Regions from separate parts of the Mus musculus genome. Here regions 1 and 2 are each linked to region 3. The links are chromatin loops, found by intact Hi-C in ENCODE. Cell type or tissue: gastrocnemius. All regions are shown on one strand.

Region 1 (8,000 bases), 70 kb before region 3:
AACCCAAAGTGTCATTTTCAACTCTGAATAAACATGTTTGCTGGAGTCTCTACAGAGCTGACCTACGTATTTCTCCAATTCACTGAAAATATTTTAGTTGACTCATTACATTCTCAGCCTCCAACCTCAGCAGACAGGAGAATGTTCATGATTCTTATCCCTTTCTTCATCTCCTCTCTCTTCTGAGGCCACAACTCTAATGAATACCCACAGTCTTTCTTTCTGTACTGCTGAGAAAGCAGCTGAGTGTTTCAAAAACATTGTCCCCTGGACATGGCTTGCCCTAAAGTTTAGTTTCCTCATGTGGTTCCCCAGCACAGACCCTTGAAGATGCCCATTGCTTTCAGTACACAGTATGATCTGGTTTCATCTATTGCCTACTTTCACATACTCACGGGTAAAACCTGAGTGCTTACTAGTCCATTAGCTGACACACCTACCATGCCCAGATGACTAACTCGTCCCAGCATTCTCCACTCTTCTACTGCTCACCGTACTGGTGAATTCATAAGTCTGGGTTGGTGTCCTGCTCATCTCTTGCACACCTCATTATCTAGTATCTAGTTCAGTTCTCACATGTGAATGAGAAAGTAGGGAGACTGCTTCCAGGGCAGCTTTGCCTGGAAGTGGCAGAGTTCTGTGAAGGCACTTTACACACTTCTGAGGTAGGAACTTGGGACACGTCTCTGAGCAGTGGGAATCCATGCTAGAGAGAGGAGTGTGGCCCCAGCACTAGAATCTGTTGGGTACTGTGTCAGTCAGGACACTCTCAGACTGGCACTTCAGTGTAAACACTGAAGAACAATTGCGGCTTTCAATTGCAGCTCAACGTATTTTAAGTTTTATACCCAAGCATTTTTTTCTTGCAAGTTCACACATATCCCAAAATGATGACATCATAGTACTCAGTTGGCTGTTGTTTGTAAATCGCATTCACTCATTCCAAACACTTCACTATTGATTTGTGGTTCTTATGTCATAGCCACAACTTACATTTTTAAATAATGTTTCGCTTTCCGTAGGCACGTGACTGCCTTTTGCGGTAGCATGCTTGTTCAGCTGTGAGCAGGTGGGCACTAAGGGACAGTAACCCTGGCATTAAAAGTGAGTCAGGAAAGCTGCCAGTGAAACAGGGTCAAGTTCATATGCATAGTTGCAAGGGTACAGGGTTTAAATGCAGAAATTTGGTTTGTAGGCACCCCAGGGTGCTATGGAGTTTCCCCAGAAGGCTGGGTTTTAGAGATAAAGCTCTAAAGAAGCAAAAGCAGCTTGTGCTGGATCTTAGTCTCATGTTATTTCTCAATTTTATGCTTAATTTGCTCCTTTTGGTTTTATGTATTTTGACACAGCTAAGTGTGTGTGTGGATTCCCCATAGCCCTTTAAATGCTATGAAACTTTAATATGGGGAGATAAAAACAATAATAAGCCATGCCTCCGAGCCCCACATTTAGTTCTTTATTTGAGCTACAGGATAAACAGTTTTAGGTTAGAATTTGGATTCCCCAAACTGCACTGCTTTAAAGCAGTTGTGCCTCCTCCCTCCAGTGAAGAGTAGACTCTACCCTCAACCTGGACGTGGGACTCTCATGGACTGAAGAAAAAAATTATCTCGAAAATTCCGAAATCATCATCTAATGCCCATCTTGGCATGAGTCAGGGCAATTTAACATGGTTTGGAATGAACCCAAGAAAGCCCAATCTCAGGCGTGCAACCCTGGACTGTCTTTTGGAAAAACTGAAATATGCTGGCCACGGCCTCCTGTTTTCAGCATTGTTCTCTTGGTGTCCTGATACCCTAAGAATTTTTGTGTCTTTGATGCACAGAGTTCAATAGAAACACTTTCTAAATAGATTAGTCCTGACGATGGTTAATATTTGCTACTTTATTGAATAAGGCACATTTACTTCATAAAATAAAAAAAAGGAAATTCACTTAGCTGCATGTCAGTCACCCAAATTTTGAGTGTACAAATGAAATGGAAAACATTTATTACACAAATTTAATTACAATTCTAGGAAATAAACATGCAAATCAGATGGAGCTCAATCTGCAGGCGCTGATCCTCTCCCCCTGGTTTGCAGTCTGTGCGCCTCCTGGATTCGCAGCGACCAGGCAGTCAGAGGCCTGGATCTTGCAGGCGGGAGGATCACTGCTATAAAGAACTGTGTCACATTCAGCGCATCTGGCATAGTAGCAGTTCTTAACACTTTGCACAGGTGCCTCCCTTCCCCCACCCGCGCTTTGTTACGGTCTACCTCTCTAAACCTCTTCCTTCTTTGCACCAGAAGTGACCTCTTCATGACAGAGGGACCCAGACAGCAGTTATGAATCAATGTGTTTGCGGTTTGTTTGTTTTGCTTTTAAAGAAAAACCCAGCCATGCTTGGTGGCACTTGGTAGACAGAGACATACGGATCTCTAAAAGTTCAAGTCCAGCCTGGTCTACACAGTGAGACCCAGTCTCAAAAACAAAACAATAAAAATCCACACAAAAACTAACTCCAATAGAATCCACTACAAGAAGAGGGGGGGGAAATCACTATTTATAAAATAAAATGACTTGAGCTCCTGTCACAGCCTTTCCACCAAGGGCAAGCTTCTTTATTAGTTTTTGTTTGTTTGTCTGTTTGTTTTTCTTGTAGGTTTCCCCCACGGGGATCCGCACCCAGTAGCTGCCAGTTCACGTGGCCGCAGGATGAGTGCTGCCTTGTTACACCCAGGCTGCTGGGGAAGGGATCGAGCGGGCGGGGGAGCGCAAAGGCTCAGTCCAGCTCTGACATCTGTTTCTCATCTCCGTGTGCTGTACAGAGGGGAAGAAAGTCTTTAGTAAGGGGTGGGAAAGGCACAGATTTTTTTTTTCAAATCACACGCACACACAATAAGAAAACTAAAGCAAAATCTAAAAAATAGACAAGACGTCTGGGCAGGTTGCGATGAACGCTTCGTGCGTTGCAGCCCCTGCCTCCCGCGGGCTGCGCGCGTGGGGTCCGGGCTGCGGGCGGGAGCGGCCCGCGCGGCCCCGAGGGCGGAGGCGGAGCGGGGGCGGAGGCAGGGCGGGCGGGGGCGCGGCGCCCCGCGATCTGGCAGAGCGGAGGGAGGCGGGGAGCGCGCTTGTCAGGTTCCCTCTCGCCCCGGGGGCATCCAGCAGAGCCAGGCTCGGAAATCCGCGGGGAAATGGCAAACAGGATTGACGGGTTTCTCGCGCTCCTCGCCAGACACATCGGCTCATTTCCATAACCGTCTGCGGCGGCGGCGGCGGGACCTGCGGGGACCTCGGCCGCCGCGTACCCGGCCACGCCGACTGGGCCCGGGAGGCGCGTGGGCAGCGGCGGCCGCGCGGAGGACGGCGGCGGCTGGAGCGCGGGGCGCGCGGTAAGAGCCGTGACCCCAGGGCGCGCGGGGGCGGGGAGGGTCGCGCGTGGGGCTAGGGCGCAGCTGGACACAGCGGGGCGCGGGGGCGGCGCGCGCTCTCCGGGGTCGCGCGCCCTTCCCGGGAGCTGCGGCGCGCACGAGGCGACCCGGGCGGTGGGCGAAGACCCCGTGGCGGCGAGTCGGGTTTCCCCGGGTAGCAGGAGGGTCGGCCTGGGGCCAAGAGGGTAGGGAGGAGGGCCTGCGGGGCGCAGGGATGCGCGTTCCGCGGAACAAGGCGCCGCTGCCGGAGCTGACACCTTGTGTCCCCCGCCACCTCCGCGCCCGCCCCTGCTCCTGGCTGCGGGCGGCGCTGTCCTCGGCTCACCTCCCCGCGGGCTGCCAGGCCCACGCCCCCGCCTCTAGCAGTCTCCTCGGCCCCGCAACTTTCCCGAGTGCCGGGCCGCAGGAGCGGGGCACCAAGGTCCACCCCTAGCTCCAGCGGCGCGTACCGCGCGGGCGGCAGCAGCTCGGCGAAGGACCAGGGCAGCTGCGGGCTGGAGTGTGGCCCCGCCAGCCGCTGTGAGTCATAGCCTTGGAATCCCACCTTGGCGTGTATTTCCCATAGAAGGAAACTTGGTTTTTAGAAAGAGCGAATAATGATAGCCCTTATTCTTCAGGAGAGGCACTGGGCTCCAGCACCTTGGAAGACAACTTGCCTTTGTTCCCAGACACTTGGGCTGTTTACTTTTCCCTGCGGCCAGCGGCTAGCCGGACGGTGCCCTCGGTCCAGAAAAGGGCTTAAGGGCAGTGATACCAGTCTCCAGGGTGCGTCTGTTTGAGACCCTGGATAAGGGACCCGTCACACCCCTGTACCCCTCCTAGGGCCTGGACTGAGAATGCTAACCCCAAAGCTCCCAGTGGGAAACCTCTGACCTCCTTAGTCGTGTCCGTCCCCCCCCCCACACACACACACCTGCATTCCCAACCCCCAACACCGACAGAGAACTCTTAGCCTCCTGGGACTGCAGCTGGCCATTGCACTTCCCGGGGCACCACAAGGACCTGAAAAAAAAACAAAACAAAAAAAAACCCGACACCTGTCAGGTTTGGAGCGTTGAAGGGTTTTGTTCTTCCCACCCAGCCCCTCCCTCCACCATTGGTTGAACCAGCCAAACTGTTGAGCTTCTGCCTGGGACCGCCTGGAGACCGTGGGTGGGGAAGTCATTTGGCTCTCCAGGACAGAACACTGCAGTTCTCTGGATTGCAGCGGTCACCCCATGCAGTCCAGGGTTGGACTCTGTCTTCCAGCAGCTTAGAGGCACCTTATATAAAATGCTCTGCAATTCCCAATGTCAGGAGGAAGAAGGATACTCCTTCTGTCGTGCTGCTTTATGTCCAGTAGCCCCTGTTAGATTCCCGGCACCCTGAGCCATAGCAGCCAGAATGGCTTCATTCAGGAAAACCAAATTGTATAGAAATGCACTCTGAAGAGCACTCAGTGAAAACTCTCACACTTAGCCTTGAGAGGGTGCTGGAGGGGCCATTCCACACTATCACCTCAGTGACCAAACAGTCTCACAGGAGCCTGAGGGCCACAAGCTTGGGTGCTAACGCTCTCCGTTTTAACTAATTTCTGATACTAAAACAACAAGATCTCCGTAGTATACATCATTGTGGCTGTTTTCCATATTAACAGTATAAATTTGTGAACTTGGATTCCTGGACTCCATAACAGAGGATCCATGCTAAACATGGGTGCTGTAAATAGTCCAGCGTCTCAAGAAGACCACACTTGCCTCCCTAATTGGTTAACAACAGTGTGAGTTCCAAATAGACCAGGAAGGCTCAATTGCAGATTCTCCTCCCCCCTCCCAAGTAGTTCCAGCTCATTCATGGTTTATTCCAGCTTAAATAAATCACTTGCAGAACCCTGCCTCTCCCATTAAGATCTTGCATGTAGCAGTTTTCAACCTGAAAAAGAAAAACTTGAAGAAATTAGATGTTATAAACAAAAGAAACAACCACACTAAAAACTATCCCGCCACGTTTCAAGTTCAAATGCATAATGATGGAATTTCATCTGTTGTAAACAATGCTTACAAATAGAAGCCCTGAGAGTCTTAACAACAGAAAAGCTGCTCCCCAAGTCATTAGAACATAAACAAACAGAGTAGGGCAGAGCAGCCCAGGGCCCGTTAATGTCCTATTAAGCAAGGTAATTGCCGGCAGGAGCCTGGAGGTGCTTCTCTTTCTTTAGGGGTGTGGGTTTGTAAACCCTCTTTTGTTTATACATAGTAAGCGGTCCACCTGGCAAAGGCTTGGATCTTCTTTCCAGAATCCACCTAAGAAGTGAGTGTCAGTCAGAAAGGGCCGTGGTCTGTCTCCAGCTTTGGCATTTCTGGATACAGGTGTCTTTTAGACTAGGTTAAGAAACTGGACTCTTTGCTTGGATGCAGAGTTTGACAAGAAGAGACCAAAGGGCTCGCTGAATTTGTTAAACTGATGGAGACAAAATTTCTTTGTTGATGACTGGAAGAGTGAAATAAATGACATCTCCCAGCATTTCTGGATAGAGATTTATTGTATTATTGGGAGGCTGACAGATACGGAGGTGTGAGTCCCCTGGGCCAACACAGGTTCCTTCTCAGGGAGACTAGGGAGCCAGATCACATACATACACATACACATGCACACACATCCACAGGCTCACAGCATGCACACACACATGCACAGACAAACAGCATGCACAGACTCACGGCATGCACACACACACACACACACACACACACACACACACACACATCCTTTTTCCCTAAGCCATTTCTGACATCTCTTTGGAGAGAAAAATGGATATGCAGTCTCCAAGGACCAAGTCAGCTATGTCCTGATTCTATCCACACATTGGCGACCCTGCCCTGTCTCTGTCCTCTGCAGGGCTTCAGCTGAATCCCAGAACACAGCCACCTGGTGAAAGACAGTCAGCTGTCAGTGGCTGCTCTGGTAGCCAGAGGATCTTGCCACCTTATTGAAGCTACATTCCTCCCTTTCCCCTGGGTGTGCACTGATGTCCTAACATGTAGGGAACAGTACTCTCCATGAGACAGTGATAAGCTTATCCTTGCCCTAGCCAGAAGGCAAAAGAATGAACTGGGCCCTTGCTATAGCACAAGGAAAATCCATCTTGAGCAAGCAAGCCAGATAGCATTTCATTGACAGGTTCTTAAAACACAAATGGGTCTTGTGGGTCTGGATGTCCTACAGAAACCAGGAACCAGAGGTGCCAGCCAGGTCTTCACTCTGGCCTGTGGCCCCAGGATTTTCCTGCTGTCCTACCTGGCTCTTATCTACCTGAAACATACTCTTGACAATATCTTGAGGGCCAACATATCCCCATAGCCTGGATTTGACAGGATCAGGGTCTGGGTGCATCACGAGTGGCAGAGGCTAGGCTGCTCCCTGCAGTCCTGAGGTCAGGGCTGGGAACCAGAGAGGGCTGTGTTGACTCTTGGAAAGTTCCTGCCATGCATCTGGCTTTGCAGTTTAAAGAGTTGCTGGCTGTGTCTGCCCGGAGCCCTGGCTCCTGTTTAATATTCTGCTGCTTGGTTGATGTTGTGCTTGGCTCCTGTGGGACTGCAACTCACGGCTGGAAACTGGAGCCAATTTTCTGTCTTCATCTCGCAGTGTTTTGACTGGAGGCAGATCCAGTTCAGGCCGATCAGGGCTGTGGAAACAACTACCGAGTGTCTGTCAGCCTCACCCTGGGAGGAGAGAGTAGGGGAAGATCCTGAGTGTAGAGGAGGAACTGGGAAGAGAGGAGAAAGCTGGGGAAGAGACTTAAACTCACCAAGTGTTGGGAGGACCCTAGGGACTTCCACCCCCTCCCCCAATTGATTAGCAGATCTCATCAAAGGGGTCTCCTAGGGGCTTGAATAGAAAATTGATTTCACCTTATTAGTAGAAGGGAGGCTGAGGGTTCTGGCCCTTCCTCTTAGGGGTACATTTTAAAGGTCGGGAGAAAACTGTATTTGGGAGGCAGAGCAGCTGTCTGAGAGAGGCTGAGGGGATCTGAGAACAATAAGGAGAGTGGGCTCTAAAGATCCGCCCTGAAATGCAGAGCTGCTGATCTCAGTGGCTAAGCTAACAGCATCAAGAGCTTGCTAAGGTTTCCTTGGAAAAATAATCAGATGGTTGGGGGATGGGGGGTGGGGAGGAAGTAAAAGTTTCTTCAAGCACAGGAAGATGCTGAGACCATCCTCAGGCTGGCTCCTAATCAGAGCTCTTTATCTATCCCCCCTCCCCCTCCCCTCTTTTCCACCCCAGATCTAAGGCTGTTAGAGATGACGCTGGTTCTGTCCATGAATAGATTCTGCGAGCCCATTGTCTCAGAAGGAGCTGCTGAGATTGCCGGGTACCAAACACTATGGGAGGCTGACAGCTACGGAGGTGCGAGCCCCCCAGGGCCAGCTCCAGTTCCTTCTCAGGGAGACCGGGGAGCCAGCTCACACCTGGCAGGTATGGCCTTTGGCCTTCTCCTTAGGAGGCAGTGTCTAGTCGGACCCTGGGGCTGGGCTCCTTGGGAAAGCCTGTGGTTACCACTGTGGATGTCCGGGAACAGCATTTTTAAAGGGACTGAAGTAGATAGCAAAAG
Region 2 (8,000 bases), 98 kb before region 3:
ATGCCTTTTCTTCTGGGAGCTGTTACTCAGTATTGGTCCATCAGGATTGCTCCCATTACCCACTTCTTAGTGCCAGTTTTAGTCATGTGTGTATGAAAGGAATTGACCCAATTCCTCAGAAACAGTAGCTGTTGCTATTACATCACTGTTCCTTTAACATCAGTGCCTGCTGCCTTTCTCCCATTCCCTCCTCTTCCTCCACCCTAGCCTAGCTACATATTTTTCATACAACTTTTTTTTTCATTTCGTTGATATTTACTGTTGACATCTTTATTTTAATGATTTTGATTTAAGCTTAATTTTTCTTTGGTTTGCTTTAGGCTTAAATTGTTGTTCTTTATCCTTCCTAAGGTGGGGTTTTATAACTGATGTTGGTGCTTCCCTCTCTCCTGATGCAAGTACAGCTATAACTCTCCCTGCAAGTACTACTTCACTGCATCCCACAAACCTGCTGATTTTGATGTCTGTTTTAGTTTTCATTGGTTCAGATATTTTTTTCCTGAAGCTTGTGTGACACATGTATTATTTATAAGCCTGTTGTTTAACTTCCAAACCAAATAACAGTTTATTTCCATTTTTGTTCAGCTTTTGTTATTCTTTCATGCGTATCTGTGTGCATTCACGTACGTACAGGTATGCATGCACCTGTGTGCATGTGTGTGTGTGTGTGTGTGTGTGTGTGTGTGTGTGTGTGTGTGTGTGTGTGTGTTTGTGTGTGTGTGTGTAAACCAGAGGGAAACCCCAGGTACCAGTCCTCTGATGCTGTCTACTCTTTCCTGCATTTTGAGATGGCCTCACAGCTAGAGCTAAGCAAGCAGGCTAGGCAGTTTGCCAGTAGACCCCAAGGATCTACCCATCTCCACCTGAGCCTCCATGCCTAGCTCCATGCCTAGCTTGTTGTTCCTCCATAAGTATGGGTAAGAATATCCAAGTTCTGGCTATGTAGAAACAGAAGCCAAGGTGCTCAGGAATGCTTTAACCTTCAAGGTCTGTTCTCATATGAAAATACAACTGGACTCAGTGTGAAGTTAGGACATCAGGTGTGTGGGCAGGACACACTCCCTAGTACTTTCCTAGTGTGTATCCATGTGCTTTTAGTTCCATCTTTTTATGAGTGATGAAAGGACACTCATCTTCAGTGTATCCTTTTTGTATATCTGCGCTGTATATTACCGGTGTCTTTCACACATCCTACTGCTCTGGACCCTCATCCTCTAGCTCTCCAAAGAAGTCTGGTGCCCTCAGTCTCTGGTGTTGGCACCTTTGCCTTCCCACACTATGAATATTTTTCCTCCTGATTTTTGACTGACTGGATAGAGCCAAAAAGTTCTAGCCTTTTGAAGACTTTAATCATTTAAAATGACAATCTATGCTGTCAATTTAATGATATCTGTATTTTGTTTGGTTGATTTCTGTTTGTTTTTGTTTGATTGCTTGTTGTTTGGTTTGTTTATTTCTGTGGTTCTGGGATCCAGCCCAGGGCCTTACATGTGCTAGACAAATACTCTACCACTGAGCTATATTTCCCGAGGTCCCTAGCACTAGGTTTTGGGTTTTTTGTTTGTTTGGTTGTTCTTTGATGTTTGTTTGCTTTTAATCACTTGCCTTTTTAATGAAATATTATTGCTTAAAAGTATTTTTGCTTGAGCTTCTGTCTTACAAATAACTATTAAATATATCCTGTGTGTTAGGAACTATATTTTGGCTTTGGTATTTAAACAAAAATGAGATACATTTCCTTCCAAATGAAATGTGTGGTCTCATTGTCTTGAAAACCAAACAAAGAAAAATGTCAGCAGCTCTATGCTAGCAGTTGGTAAACAGCACTCCTTCCTTACAGATGTGTGGGGCTTCTCTTTGGGAGGGGCACACAGAAGCTGTTTAAGCAAGGGTCTGTGGCAAGAGTGCTGCCTAGAGAGAGCGGCATCATTTCTAGAGAATTTAGATGAGACATTATTTCAATACAAGCATGAATATGTGAGGTAGACTGACCGATGGGTTATCAGAAGTCATTTATCAACAACTGAAAATGGAAGAATGAGAAATTGTGCCGTAGAGATAGCCAAGAACAGTGTGTATAGAGCCGTGTCCTTGGCATGAGCAATGGGCCAAAGAAAACTCCTTAAGAGCTTTAAACTAGATAGAAGCATGATACAACTCCATGTTGTTATTCCCACCCCTTCACTTTAGATGCATTAGAAGAACACTGGAAGGAAGGAAGCCCTGGAAACAAGACCTCTGAGTCACAAGATGCAACGGTGAGGCTAGTTAGTAGTGGAGGGAGGAGAAAGCAAGAGTCAGAAAACCAAGCTGGTATTGTTCATTGCTGGCATTCAGGGTCCTACATGGGTCACCATGAGAGGAGAATCAAATCACAGCATAAGAACTTGCAGCCCGTTTGACTGACACTGCCTGCCAGTCTCCCTCTTGGCCACAATTCACATATCCTCACAAAAATGCACCTACCTAAGCCCCTTTTCAGGAATGCTGGTCTCTGACCATAATGGCATTTCCTGTCAGAGTCAAGTATGGAGGAGACCCCATGGGAAGTGTCCTGTAATCCAGAGAGACAAATTACATGCTTGCTGACCTATAGCTCATATGCAAGAATGAAGCAAATAGAGGGTGACCTGGGTGGGCCCTGCTCAAAAAGACTACCACCCAGGAAGTCAGTGTTTTCTATATAGTGCTGTACATCTTTGTAGTGGCACAGCTATATCAATACAACTTTCTGTCTGTTCAAATTGTAGGGTAAAGGCAAGGACTGATCTCTCCCTATTATTATTTGTTCCTCTTGGTCCAAGCTACAAATTGTTTAAAACCACAGGAACTTTTGTTTGTTCATTTCTATCCTAACTTATTAGACAAACCACATTCACAATGAGTTCCGCCTGGAACTCTCATGACACTTGTGAAACATGGCCACCCAAAGGTCTGGGTTCCCTGCTGTTTAATAGAAGGCCTTCCTTAAGATCTTTAGTGCATTTGTTATGTCTAAAAGAGTTACTGTGTACCCTGATAAGACTCTGAGGTCCTAACAGATCTACAGTCATACCCTTGGCTTCTGGCACTGCTACTACAGTTCCACAGCTTCATTTCAACTTTTGACCATCTGGAGAGATTGTGGGTTAAAAGAAGTATAATATTTGTGTCCAGCCATTCTTTCCCTTACGCATAGCCAGTCAGCATTCTGCCTGAAAATCTCCTGGCCCAGGTCGCTGACTGCTTTGAACAATGTAACATTAACTTTAGGAACAATACCACACCAGTACACCATGAAGATTTGCCCCAGCCCCCATTGTCAAGTAACCTGTCCCTTATTTTCTTTCCAGCTCTCACTACTAGACTCTAAAATGTCCTTGGGGTCCCACTAAGCCATTGCCTGCTCAGGGCCCTTCCAACTTCTCCCATGCTCAGTCCCAAAGCAAGAGCTATGGGCTTTAGGGCTATTTTAAGCAGAGCAATGTCTCCATGTATCAAACTGCTCCAGCTCCATACTGCTGAGTGCATGCTTCCCAGGGCAGAGGGCTAGAAAACCAGCAGCCGCTCATTAGACATGGCATGACCAGACATGTTCTAAGGCTGCAGTGCTGCAGGTACCCTCACCTTGGAGGTCATGCTGGTGTTCTAGAGGGAGTCTAACAGTAGTACTCCTGTGTATAAACTGTCTTTGTGCCTGCATTCTAAGAGAAGTATCTCAGAAGAACCAAAGAACTGTGGGACATTCCTCATCCCAGCAACATAAGTCTGAGTTTCTTTTCCATTCTCTGCCCACTGACCTAGTCACAAAGGTCTCCCCAAGTGCAAGTCCCAGAAATGTAGGCATTTAAAGCTGTTATGGGGAAGTGAAGTCTCACATATTACTGTTAAGGGTTATTAATTTAGTTGTAACCTATTAGTTTGGTTTGGTGTTTGGGGTTTTTTGTTGTTGTTGTGGTGGTGGTGGTTGGTTGGTTGGTTGGTTGGTTGGTTGGTTGGTTGGTTGGTTGGCTTGAATTTTCAAGACAGAGTTTCTCTATGTAACATCCCTGACTGTCCTGGAACTCTCTTTGTAAACTAGGCTGAACTCATAGAGATCTGTCTTCCTTGCCTTCCAAGTGTTGGGATCAAAGGCATGTGCCACCATACCCAGCTAACCTATAGTTTTAATGTGTGTCTTGTTCACAAGCCTAGATTTTTTCATATTACTGATGAGCTAACCATTAAAATGGCTTCTCAACCTGTGAGTCATGACCCCATTGGGGGTTAAATGGCCTTTTCACAGGGTTGCCTGGGACAACCTGAAAACACAAGAATTTGCATCATGATTCATAACCATAGCAAAATCACAGTCATGAAGAAGTAATGAAAATAATTTTATGGTTGAGGGTCACCACAACATGAGGAACTGTATATTAAATGGTCAAAGCATAAAGAAGGTTGAGAGCCACTAACCCATTCCCAGGGATTATGACTGAGATATTGGGAAAGAAGTGGTAGAAGCTTGCAAATCCTTAAAGAGTTCTTAAATGTTAACTACTTTAATGTATGTATACATGTGTGTGCACATAATGGCCATAAGAGGGCATTAGTTCCCCCAGGGGAACTGGGATAAATGTGGATGCCTCGGGAACTAAACCTAGGTTCTCTGCCAGTCCACTAAGTGCTCCTAACTGCGGAGCCCCCTTCCAGCCATCCAAAGAGTTCTTTAACAATGTTTTGAATAAATCATCTCTTGAAATATTGTTTGAATTGGTATATAATTCTACTTTCCAGCCCCTTAAACATTATTATATATGTAATTGAATGCATTGTCTATTTTAGCTATCAGTTACAATGCTTAGATTACCACAATCAAGAAGAAGATTAAAATTTGCTAGCAAGGGTAGAAATTAGTGTTTCTCCGGTGCTCTAGCACCTGCCAGCAATCTTATGAGACCTTGATGCTGTTAATTATTAATGCTAGCATGCTTGATTGAACATCACTGTGAAGAAAATCAACTCACACACTTCTCATGAATTAACCAGAGTATACCATTAATTATATACATAACACTTCCAAGAGACACTCAAGTAAGATCTCTTTTGCCAAACTCTATATCCCAAAGGTAGAGACTTGATGTTTTTAAAGACGGTCTCTCTAATTTAACTTAATCGTATTTATATGTGTGCATGCATTTGCCCATGCACATTCACACATAGGTACATCTGCTTGTCTGTATGTGGACAATGTGTGTGCAGGTGTTCACAGAGGCCAGAAGAAGGAGTCAGATCCTCTGGGGCTGGAATCACAGACAACTGTGAGCCACTGGAACACTGTGCTGGGAACTGACCTCAGGTCCTCTGCAGGAGCAGAATCTGTCTGTGTAGCCCAGATTGACCTAAAACTTGCCATCTTTCAGCCTCAGCCCCCTGGGGGCTGGAATTACAGATATGTACCACCATGCCCAGCTTCAAACATAGACTTTTAAGAAACCGAGAGGTACTTAATAGACAGTTCCATTTATTACCTTTGTTGCTGTTGTTACTGTGGTTCTCATCTTTATCTCTACTTACTGAGCTTCCCCCTCTTGTCAGCTTCCTACCTCTCACAGCAGGAAGGACAAGAAAACCTAGATAGAAATGTCAACTATAATCAGTGTTACTGGTTGAAAGCACACAGAAGAGCGCTTGCTAAGGGAGTGAAAGCCACCCAAGCACCAGGAGGTAAGTGGTCAGGCAGCTTCAGACACCCTGGGGCACTACACTCAAATAGGACACTTGACTTCTAAGCAAAGGAAGAATGAGTTACAACAAAGTTGATTCATAAGCAATTATCCCCACGTTACTGAAATCTCAGCGTGCTTTGCTACAGTGTTTCTCCTTACGTAGCTGTCATGTGGGTAAATTGCCAGTCACAGTTACAGGATTAACTTCTAAAACATATTAAAAGAATATTTTGCAAACTTGTATGGCAGATATGCATGGAACAGCTGCCTCCAGATAGGACCATGGGTTATAACCAGGGCCTTCTGTTTTTCCCACCACCAAGTATTTTCTCCCCTCATGGCAGAAGAAAGAAAACAGTTATTTGATTGTTCAACTTGGAGATAGAAGCACAAGAAAGGTTCATGGACAAGCTTTTAGAGAACAGGCAAGCGAACCCTCTCTCATGCTATATGTGGCCCCTCAGCAGGCATCCTCCACAGCTCCTGAGCCTCTTCTCCTTGCTTTAGGCATTGAACCACTTTTCAAAGTCTTATGAGACTTTGTGAATCTTTGATTGACTGCTCTGTTACTGAGAACATTGGCAAGACAAGAATCCTTTGACATTATCCGTGTCGTCAGTAGGCTGCAGGAAGCCTCGGAGGTCAAAGTGCACTTGGTTCTGCCGCCGTCCATCGCTCAGAGAGCTCTGGTCTTCACTTGACTCTGAGCCAGTGCTTTCATTATCTTTGCATTCTCCCCAAAAACACTCATTTTCTTCCCAGCAGACTTATTTCTGCTCCCTTGATTTTGATTTTGCTCTAAATGGGCTTCTTTTTGACAGCAGTGGAGGGAAGTGTCTTGAAAGGGAAATTTCTTTGTGTGATAGTTTTGAAATACAATGCCTGCCAGACTGGATTGATTGGAGCTCTGAATGCAAGAGTGTTGATATTAAGTGAAGGATTATATTTGAAAAACCTCTGAAATCATACATGACTCACAGTCTGTATTTCAGGATGTCAGGTGGGGGAATCATAATTTGAAATGAAATGCTTACCGAAAAAGAAAGTAAACCAGGAGGTGGTACACACTCATAATCCCAGCACTTGGGAGATGGAAGTGGGAATATCAAGAGCTCTGCTACATGTGAGTTAAAGGCCAGTCCTCAAGAAAAGGGGGAAAAAAGTGCAAGCACCCTAAGAGACGGAACTATGCCTAGGTTTGGAAGAGAAATCTCTTGGACAAACTAGTAGTTCTCAGCCTTCATTACTTAAAGCCTATGGGTGTCATGGCTATCTTATTGCCACTTCGAGCACACTGTACTCCCAGTAAAGTTTTTCTGATCTCTTCTTGATTTAGATGTTGCCCCTAGTGGCAACAGAGAGCATGTCTTAAGTATCTGGGAGGACCAGGTGCTAAGGAGCTGAGGAAAAGACTGTAGCTGCTTGGATCTTCTGTTGGCAGGTCTCAGACTTCATGTGCCTGGCAACTGCTTAGGAAAGAGCACATTACAAATACATACCCTCTTGGCCTGGAGAGATGGCTCAGCGGTTAAGAGCACTGAGTGCCCGTCTAGAGGTTCTGAGTTCAATTCTCAGGAACCACATGGTGGCTCACAACCATCTGTAATGGGATCCAATGACCTCTTCTGGTGTGTCTGAAGACAGCCACAGTGTACTCATATACATAAAATAAATAAACCTTTAAAAATAAATAGACAACCTCTACACATAAAGAGCTGCAGGAGTGTTCCATGCAGAAAGGAGCCATGTTCTTCCAAGCTGAGTGTGAGTGTATGGGCCATGCAAGATTATATTGCGAGGTTGCCTTAGATGTTTTTCCTCAAAAATCACTTCAGAATTTATGTACACGGACTTTCCAGACTGCAGCTTCACAGATGCATCCCAGAGCATCCCAAACGGCATTTGTTTGACTCTAGGACCTGCTGAGGAGCTCCTGTCTGGATCTATGCAGTGCTAATCCTCCACTTCACTGGATCCCCCTACTTAGGATTTAAAGTCCCCTAAACAGCCCACTAGAAGCTTGGTTGCTAGTGCTACTGAGAATTATTGAAGTTGAAGGTCTTTAGAGGCATGAGTTTGGTAGAGACATTGGGACCTAGAGCTTCTCCCTCTGTCCTTACTGCCTGGCTGGCACCATGATGCTCTGCTTCAGTGCACTCAAAGTAGCATCCCCACCTGTCATAATCTGAAACCTCTGGAGCTGGGAGCCTAAGTAAATCCCCTTTTTAGGCGGGTCCTCCCAGGCTGGTCTCCTCCTCTGACAATCCTGGGCTCCTGCAAAACGAAGCATCGTGAACTGAAGGCCAAACACTG
Region 3 (8,000 bases):
TGGTTCCTGTTAGCGGTTCAGTCTACCCCTAACAGCCAGCACTGTGGCTGCCAAGAGCTCATGAAACCCAATTCCCTCTTGGCCTCTTCTGCTCAGACCCTCCTGGATAGCTTTTCGGGCTTGGAAACAGACGGCGTGTCCCTTGGACTTGTCTGTGGTCGCTTGGGGAAGGGCTGTGTCTGGCCCAGATGCTCTGATTCATAGTAGCCCTTCCCCCAAGCCTCTAGAACAACTGGCTCTCATCTGGAATTCTGATAATGCTAGCCCCTTTTTGGAATAATTCCTAATGGCCTTGACCTGTGCTAAACAAAACAAAGAAATCTTATCAAGTGAGGAGGCTTTCAGAAAACTGTATCTGTCTTCGAAATCTTCAAAGTAAAAAGTTCCCAAGAACATTCTAGAAGATCACATTCTAGATCATTCTAGATCATTCTAGAAGACCCTGCCCCCTCTGCCTTCCAGCGGCTTAGCTCAAGTCAGAGAGGATTTGAGAGATTTACAACAAGGCCTTTTTCAAAGGTGTTGCTCTGGCTAACTTTGAGACCTGCAAAAGAATGCTTGGCCCCAGAGCAGGCTGGTCTGGTTAAATGCAGTTACACAAATGGTCCACCCACTCACAAGAGACACAGACTATAGCCACACTTCTGCGTGTTTCTTTCATTAAGTCCTTCTGCCAGGGTGATAACACTAGTAGCTGTGCACTTGTGTGATGTCAGGTTAGTGACATTCAACTGCCAATGGCTTGTTACTTACGAACGAAATTTAATCTTTCAAAACTCCTTCTCTTTGAATCACTAATAATTTTTACTGATCAAAATGCTTGCAGAAACATAATTCATGAGCTGGCCATTGTTTCCTTGCTATGGAAAATTAGTCAGCAGCTGTTAAGCGGATCCACACCATCAACAATAACTTTGAATTGTGTGGTCTTCCACCACTTTGTTTATTTCCCATAGATAGAATCAATATAAACGTCCTACATCAAGATTTGTGTTTGTTCATTTCCGGCACATGCAAAAGAAATAAAACAGCCCTCCCAACAGACACTTTGCTATTCTGATAGCTTTGTTGTATTCAGGAGATTTTAGAAATAAGTCACTTACTTATTTTGATATTATTATTAATAAAAAAGTTGTTATAGCTTCAAATTCTCTTTTGGTCAGATTCAATTACAAATAAATAGGTGTTGGAGGCCTGAGATCTCAGAGAGAAGAGGCAGTGGCTATATGGTTGAGCCAGTTCCCTGGGGTTGTCCTAAGAACCCCTTGGCAACACAGCACAATTTGAAAAAGGCAGCTTTGTAGATGACATGGGATTCCAACCCTAACGAAACACCTAAATTCTTTAAGTCATAGTGTGGGACCCCAGCATGTGCAGGTCTGGACTCCCAGAGGGAGTTATTTTCACTAAAAACTACATTATTGTGTATGTGTGTGCATGTGTACATATGCACACATGTAGAGGCCGGAAGACAACTTTTGCGGAGTCAGTTCTTGCCTCCTACCACGTGGATTCCAAGCATCAGATAGCATTGCTCCAGCTATGCTTGATACCAGCTGCTTGCTGTAATTTTCCTAGAGCACTACTTTATAGTCTCTTGCCGTGGCACCAGGGCCGCCAGTGGGCAGTGTCTTCCTCAGCCACCCTCCCCTTTATTTCTTTCTCATTGGCCTGGGACTCAGGGTTCAGCTAGAATAGCTGGGCAACAGGCCCTTGGGACCCTCCTGTCTCTGCCTCTCCAGTTCTGGGTTACAGGCACATGCTGCTGGGTCCAGCTTTTTACCTGGGCACTGGCAATCCAAACCCGGGTCCCCATGCTTGTTCAGCAAGCACTTTATTGACTGAGCATCTCCCTAGCCCACCCCAGCTCCTTAAAAACCACAGCTTGGAGCCTAGCCTTGTGGGTGCCATCAGCTTTGATGGAGAGAAGCCCTTAGGGTGGGAAATACTTTCAGTAATGTGTTGCTCTCTTAGACTGCTGGGATGAATGTGTTACCCAAGGCCATCTACAGTCCCGACTAGGATTTTTGGAAAACTGTGAAGAAATACACACACACACACACACACACACACACACACACACACTAAGTCTGTTTCTTGGCTCTCACAGACACTCTGACTTGTCCTGAGTGTTTTTAAAAATTTTATTACTCCTTCATTTGGGGAACAAATTAAAGTTGTGTGTTGATTTCTATGGCATCGACAAACACAGAGAAAGCCTCCTGAAAGTATGGCTCTGTTTCCTGTTATGGACACTCGCCAACAACCACACAGAAAGCAAAATATCCTTAAGAGTGCTACAGTGTACAAGGTTTGCTCAAACTATTGCTTTAAATTCCATTTCTCTTTTAAATTCACCCAGGACCATGTAAAGTCACTTACTTACAAAGGGCACTGACACCCAATACCATGTAAAGTCACTTACAAAGGGCACTGACACCCAATACCATGTAAAGTCACTTACAAAGGGCACTCACAGAGACACAGCCTCTCCTTTTACAGAAAGAACAGGGCTCCAGTAAAAGTGTCACACTCTGGCCAAGGGTGGAGGAACCCTGTGTTCTGTTCCTATACAGTCTCATTTTGGGTCCTCCTGAAGACAGCTGTAGTGCATCTGAGAGGCTGTTCCTGAGGGTGTCTCAGAGGTAGCTTCAGTTAGAGGCTGGGTCTCCTGAGAAGGTCATCGTTGAGAAAATGCTTTCCCAACAGCACTGCTCTCCCACACCTGATGTGACCCTGTCACACAGGCGAGGAAGGACCAAAGCCAGAGAACAAGAATTGAGGAAAGCAGGTCTCTGAGTTTCCTCTAGTGACATAGCACAGTGCTACACACCCATTAGCCTAACAGAAATGCACACTTTCAGAGTTCTGGAGGCAAGAAGCACAAAGTCAGAGGGGAAGTCCATCCCACACTTCAATTCATGGCTTGTGGATGAATCATCCAATCTGTCTCAAACACAGAGAATGTGTTTCTCTGTCTCCTCTCTCCTCCCTTTTCACCCCCACCTTTCTTCTATTCCTTTCTTGTTGAATTCAGACCCCACTATGATCAAGAATGATTCAGTCTTGAAATCCTTAACAATCACACCTACACTGACCCCTTTTGCAGACAGGCTCTGTCACATTTTTTCCCCTCCTATATGTAGTACTTAGCACCATGGATTCAGCACAGGTCAGGGGAAATCTAGAAAACCCAAACAAAGAAGGCAAGAAACACTTCTCTAACACCGCAGAAGCAGATGAAACTGACACTATTAGGTTGTGTCCAGGGTTGTGTCTGTCCGGGCTTTGGGAGTTGGGCAGGCTCTTTTGCAGAGATCCCCAGCCCCTTGTAAAGTACGACGTCCTGCAGTTCCACACAGCCTGTCTCCTAGCTGGTTCTTCAATGTGCTCACGAGTAAGCCTGAGGGGACCAGCTGCATTTAACTTCCTGCAGCTCAAACTAGACATCTTCCAGACCCAAGTGTGATTTCCACACTTGGGTTTAGAATGTATACTTCCTCCTGTGGGAAGTCTGAAAGTCAGCTACATTGTATCATGTTTGACTTGGCTTGAGAAGGAGAGAAAGCTGGCAATGCTTAGGAAAGCCACACCTTTCATTTCTGAGCGTTTCCACAGTCTTAGAGTTCTGGGTTTGGGACAGTTTTCCCTCGTATTTCCCAGTGGTGTAGTTAAGCCTTCAGTGTGTTCACTGGGCTCTCTGCCTCAGGAGCGGCCCACACCCCAGATGCTATGTCCAGGTTCCCCATGACCAAGAGGAAAGTGGGCCAGAGGTGGAAAGTCTTGTAAACCATTATAGCCCCACTCCAGGAAACCTGTGCGACATCTAATTGTGGTGGATAAAGCCGATCTTATTACCCCACACTTCTACATGTGAGGGCTGGGCAAAAGGAAGAGCGTTGCCATGGAAACACAGATCGAGTTCCCAATGGAAAAGTTGTACAATTTTTTTTTCTCTGTGAATATCAATTTATCTAAAATACCAGTTCTGTGAGAGCAGTGGGGTCTTGTGACTGTGGCTCACAGCTGCGTCCTCAGCCCCTCACCCGGGTGTGGCGTGATGAAGCGCTCATTACGCTTCTGATTGTGAATGAAAATGAAGTTGAGTCAGCTTCTTAGCGGAGTTCGGGTTTCCAGCAGCATCCGTGTTCCTGATTCATTTCTAGTAGCCGGGATGAGAGCAGACTAGCACTTCAGTTTCTTTGCTAACAACTAACTATCTAATGAGCTAAAACAATGACTACCACCAAGGGATGCTGCTTCTCAGTGCCCTGTGTTCCCTCCACCCCCCAGGGCTTAGAAAGACCCTCTGACACTACATTAACCTGCTTGGTGAATTCAGGCATTTTGGCTTCATTTCTTTCCTTCCCTTTTTTTTTCAGTGTACATTAATTCGATAAAATAATAGACTTAATTATGACATTTTTATTTTGGATATAATCTATTTTGATCATATTCATACAGACCTCTGACTTCACTATCCTCATTCTCTCTACAGGACAGCTCCCTGCCAAAAATGTGTATACAAACACTCACCCACACACATGCAAACACATATACACTCATGCACACTCGCAGATCCATACACAGCCACACACACACACACACTCATACACACAAACACGCATACACACACACACACACACACACACACACACACACACACACACCCCCTGCCTAAGAAAGCCTGATCAGAACCACCAGCTCAGCAAGGTCTCGGGCAGCCACCTAGTGGTGCCTCTTTATCTCAGCAAGGCCCATCTGCTTCCAAGAGCTGTTGAAGGCAGGGAAAGTAAGGGTGACTTAGCATGTGGCCAGCTCCCTCTTAGATCTTCATAGAAGTCTGTGCCAAAGGCTTCCCAGAGTAAAGCTGGACAACCCAGAATCACCGGAAGGAAGTGATGTCACAGCTTCTTTTCCAGAGCTGCCCCAGGTGGGATGTGAGGGCAGGAGTGAGAGCCAAGGTGGGCAGAGTCCTTGTTTCTCTGGAAATATCAGGATCTGTGAGATTTATTTATCAAACACGCTTTGTCTCAGTTCGGATCTCTCCCTCCAAGTCCTTATGTAGAAAGACACTTTAACAGGGCAGGAGAATGGGGAAGAGGGAGAGTGGGGAGGTGGGAGAGTGGGGAGGCGGGAGAATGGGGAGGCGGGAGAGTGGGGCAGTGGGAGATTGGAGCAGCGGGAGAGTGGGAGGCAGGTGAGATTCACAGCACCTCACGAAGGCTGCAAAATTTCCATGAGAAAAACTCACTGGCAAAGAGCACGACTGGGCCTGTCCCTCCATCCCCAGCAGGCTGAATAGAACTGACTGCAGTAGCTTGACCAGGCACCCTACAGACTCACAGGAACCCCACAGCATCTAAAGGGGGGGACTAGGCACACATTCTACCTCTGGGTGTAGTCTTAAAATGTTAATGAGACTTCAAGAAAGAGTGTGTAGAGCCCCGTGTATCACACACAGTGCATGGGTGCGAAAGCCCAAGTTAGGCGGTGTCATGCTGGAAAGCCTATACCCCATGCACAGCATCAGGAAAAGCTACTAAAAATATTTTTGTGTTACACCCTATTCCCTTTTCTATCTTCTAATATATTCTTTCTGCTTCTAATCCTACCCACCTGTTTCTGCTCTACCCACCAAGCCCCTGTCCCAAGCCTCAAGCCCCCAGAACCCCTCTAGAAGGACCCTTACTTCTGCGGATACAACTGTGAACTGGTGCGATTGCATTACTGGGGAAATTGGGATTTCCCCCCCTCCCAGTGTTTTGATAGAAAACCTATAGGACAGGGAGCTTCCAGAGGAGGAAGATGGAGGAGAGAGCAAGCCACACGGCGGAAGCAGGGTGGGTAGTTTCAAAGAGTGAGGAATCCCAGCCCATCGGGCACAGCATAAGCTAGGCTTTGGTTAGAATTCACAAGAAAAAAGAGGTAGAAAGGAAGGACAGGGCTGTGCTTTTCTTTTTTCCTTCCTTCCTTCCTTCTTTTCTTTTCTTTTCTTTTCTTTTCTTTTCTTTTTTTTTTGACAGGGTTTCTCTGTGTAGCCCTGGCTGTCCTGGAATTCACTCTGTAGACCAGGCTGGCTTCGAACTCAGAAATCCCCCGCCTCTGCCTCCCAAGTGCTGGGACTAAAGACGTGTGCCACTACTTCCCGGCTTGGGCTGTGCTTTTCTAAGTTAGGATCCACAGTGGAAACCCTGCAAGTGACCACACCAAGAGTGGCGTTCTGGAAAGAAAAAGTGTATTACCTTACTGAGGGGATACTATTCCTTCCATCTCAGTCGTGTGCCTTTCTTTAAGTGAATTAGCCTTCCTAAGAGGTGGTCTCTTGACCAAGTGTGTGGCAAAGGCCTGGTTGAATGAACTCTTTAAAAATTACTTTATATGTATGTACTTATTTTGTATGTGTGTGACCTGTGCATGTGCCACAGCACACAAGTGGAGGTCAGAGGGCAGCCTGTGCAGCTGGTCTTTCCTTCTACCATGTATGCTCAGAGGGTTGGACTCAGGTTGTGAAGTCTAGTGGCAAGTCCCTCAGACTGCCACCTCCATCCCTGAATTAAGTATTATACACACACACACACACACACACATACACACACACACACACACACACACACACACACACACACACATATATATACATATATACACACATATATATGTATTATATATATAATTAATTTATATGAGCACACTGTCACTGTCTTCAGACACACCAGAAGAGGGCATCAGATCACATTACAGATGGTTGTGAGCCACCATGTGGTCTCTGGGAATTGAACTCAGGACCTCTGAAAGAGCAGTCAGTGCTCTTAACCACTGAGCCATCTCTCCAGTCCCTTAATTAAGTCTTAAGGCAGGAGACAATGGAGGATAATGTGTTATCATAGCAACAGGTCTAAGGACGCTTCTGTTCTTCTGACTGCTTTTCCTTAGTGGACCTGAACAGAGCTGGAATGTCCATGCTCAGTGGCCTCCCAGACTCTGTAAAACTTGCCCTCAAGAGTCTCTACATTTATTTAAGAGCTAGGTGGGAGCTGGAGAATAGCATAACCATGAAAACCTAGGGATCCAGTTCCAAACTGTCACCAGAAAGGATCCCCCCTCCCCCCATTTCCCTCCCACTCCCTATCTCCCCCCACCCCCACCTCCCCCCTCATCTCCCCCATCCCCCCCCCCCACGCTCAGCTTCCTGTAGAAGTTAGGACAGGTGAGACAAACCATCAGAGCTTATACCCCTTCTGTCATTTCTGGTCTCTGCCCAAGGCAAAACCTAGGACATTTCCCACTTCTTACCAAGGACAAGAGTGTGACAGCTCTGTTTTGGGGTCCCTGCTACTTTTCTGCCTAGCAAATTTCTATTCCCTACCCTTATCAATTGTGGACAAGGAAAAGACTCACCTGAGACAGGGGTGGCTGAGAATATCCATCACCACAGAACCTTCCAAACAGAGCCTGAGGAACCCTGAAAGTTTCCACAGGGTGATAAGCTTTCACAAGTCTCAGGTGCTGTGTCCCAAGACAGGGAATGCTGGGAGAAGGGAAATAAAAATCCCAGCATTAGTAAAACATACATTTCTGGGAATCTCTTCCTTCCATTCCACCCTCCTTTCTGTGAGCACAACCATGAGAGATGCCTCCATGTGACATCACAGTGTGACATCACAATGTGACATCATAGCATGGCATCACATTTCACCACATGCCCTGGCTCCTACAGGTTCAGGCATAGCTCTGTGCACTCCTTTCTCAGCAGCCTTTGGACCTTCACTCCAGACTCTGGGCTTTGCCTGCTGTCATTAGTCATGCCTGCTGCTTTGCTCACCAGAGTCTCCACACAGCAGCATCTCCTGACTACACTGTCCTGCCTCATTTCCTGCCTGGATTGTCCTAACTGTTCTGTGGAAATCATGCATCTCCAAGTGCCAGGTCCAGAGGTCTCATTAGTAACACACCAGGCTTGAGTCACAGCTTTTGGTGTTGAGAGATGTAATTTCATT

Evidence for each region. A loop is a pair of places that touch in the nucleus more often than their neighbours do. Peaks named below come from ENCODE experiments on the same cell type or tissue, not always from the same donor. Only the 100,000 strongest peaks of a DNase experiment are listed, where the experiment ranks them.
Region 1: it touches region 3 in a loop (2.9-fold over the local background); 12 of 42 quality-filtered maps call a loop at or near these places.
Region 2: a loop joins it to region 3, with 2.6 times the contacts of the local background. A loop is called at or near these places in 8 of 42 quality-filtered maps.

Annotation. Positions count from the first base shown.
Region 1 is chr1:192,850,816-192,858,815 of GRCm38, reverse strand. It overlaps Sertad4 (SERTA domain containing 4), which reads left to right and starts at 3,064. Exons shown (of 4, transcript NM_198247.2): 1 at 3,064-3,373; 2 at 7,673-7,864. The coding sequence starts at 7,690. It overlaps Gm15867 (predicted gene 15867), which reads right to left and starts at 3,888. Exons shown (of 2, transcript NR_131748.1): 1 at 3,738-3,888; 2 at 1,960-2,801. In gastrocnemius, a CTCF peak has its summit at 3,694; DNase peaks (open chromatin) are centred at 2,748, 3,120, 3,608, 6,977 and 1 more place; H3K4me3 peaks cover 4,914 bases; H3K27ac peaks cover 4,465 bases.
Region 2 is chr1:192,879,373-192,887,372 of GRCm38, reverse strand. It overlaps a transcript of Syt14 not described here. Among named protein-coding and RNA genes, the nearest start is that of Sertad4, 28 kb to the right of the region's middle. In gastrocnemius, CTCF peaks have their summits at 4,571 (motif pointing right) and 7,048; no DNase peak of the experiment used is centred here.
Region 3 is chr1:192,781,306-192,789,305 of GRCm38, reverse strand. Gm31078 (a long non-coding RNA gene) reads right to left here and starts at 7,605. Exons shown (of 3, transcript XR_373900.3): 1 at 7,575-7,605; 2 at 7,402-7,465; 3 at 2,210-4,162. In gastrocnemius, a CTCF peak has its summit at 4,753 (motif pointing left); a DNase peak (open chromatin) is centred at 4,711; H3K27ac peaks cover 2,636 bases.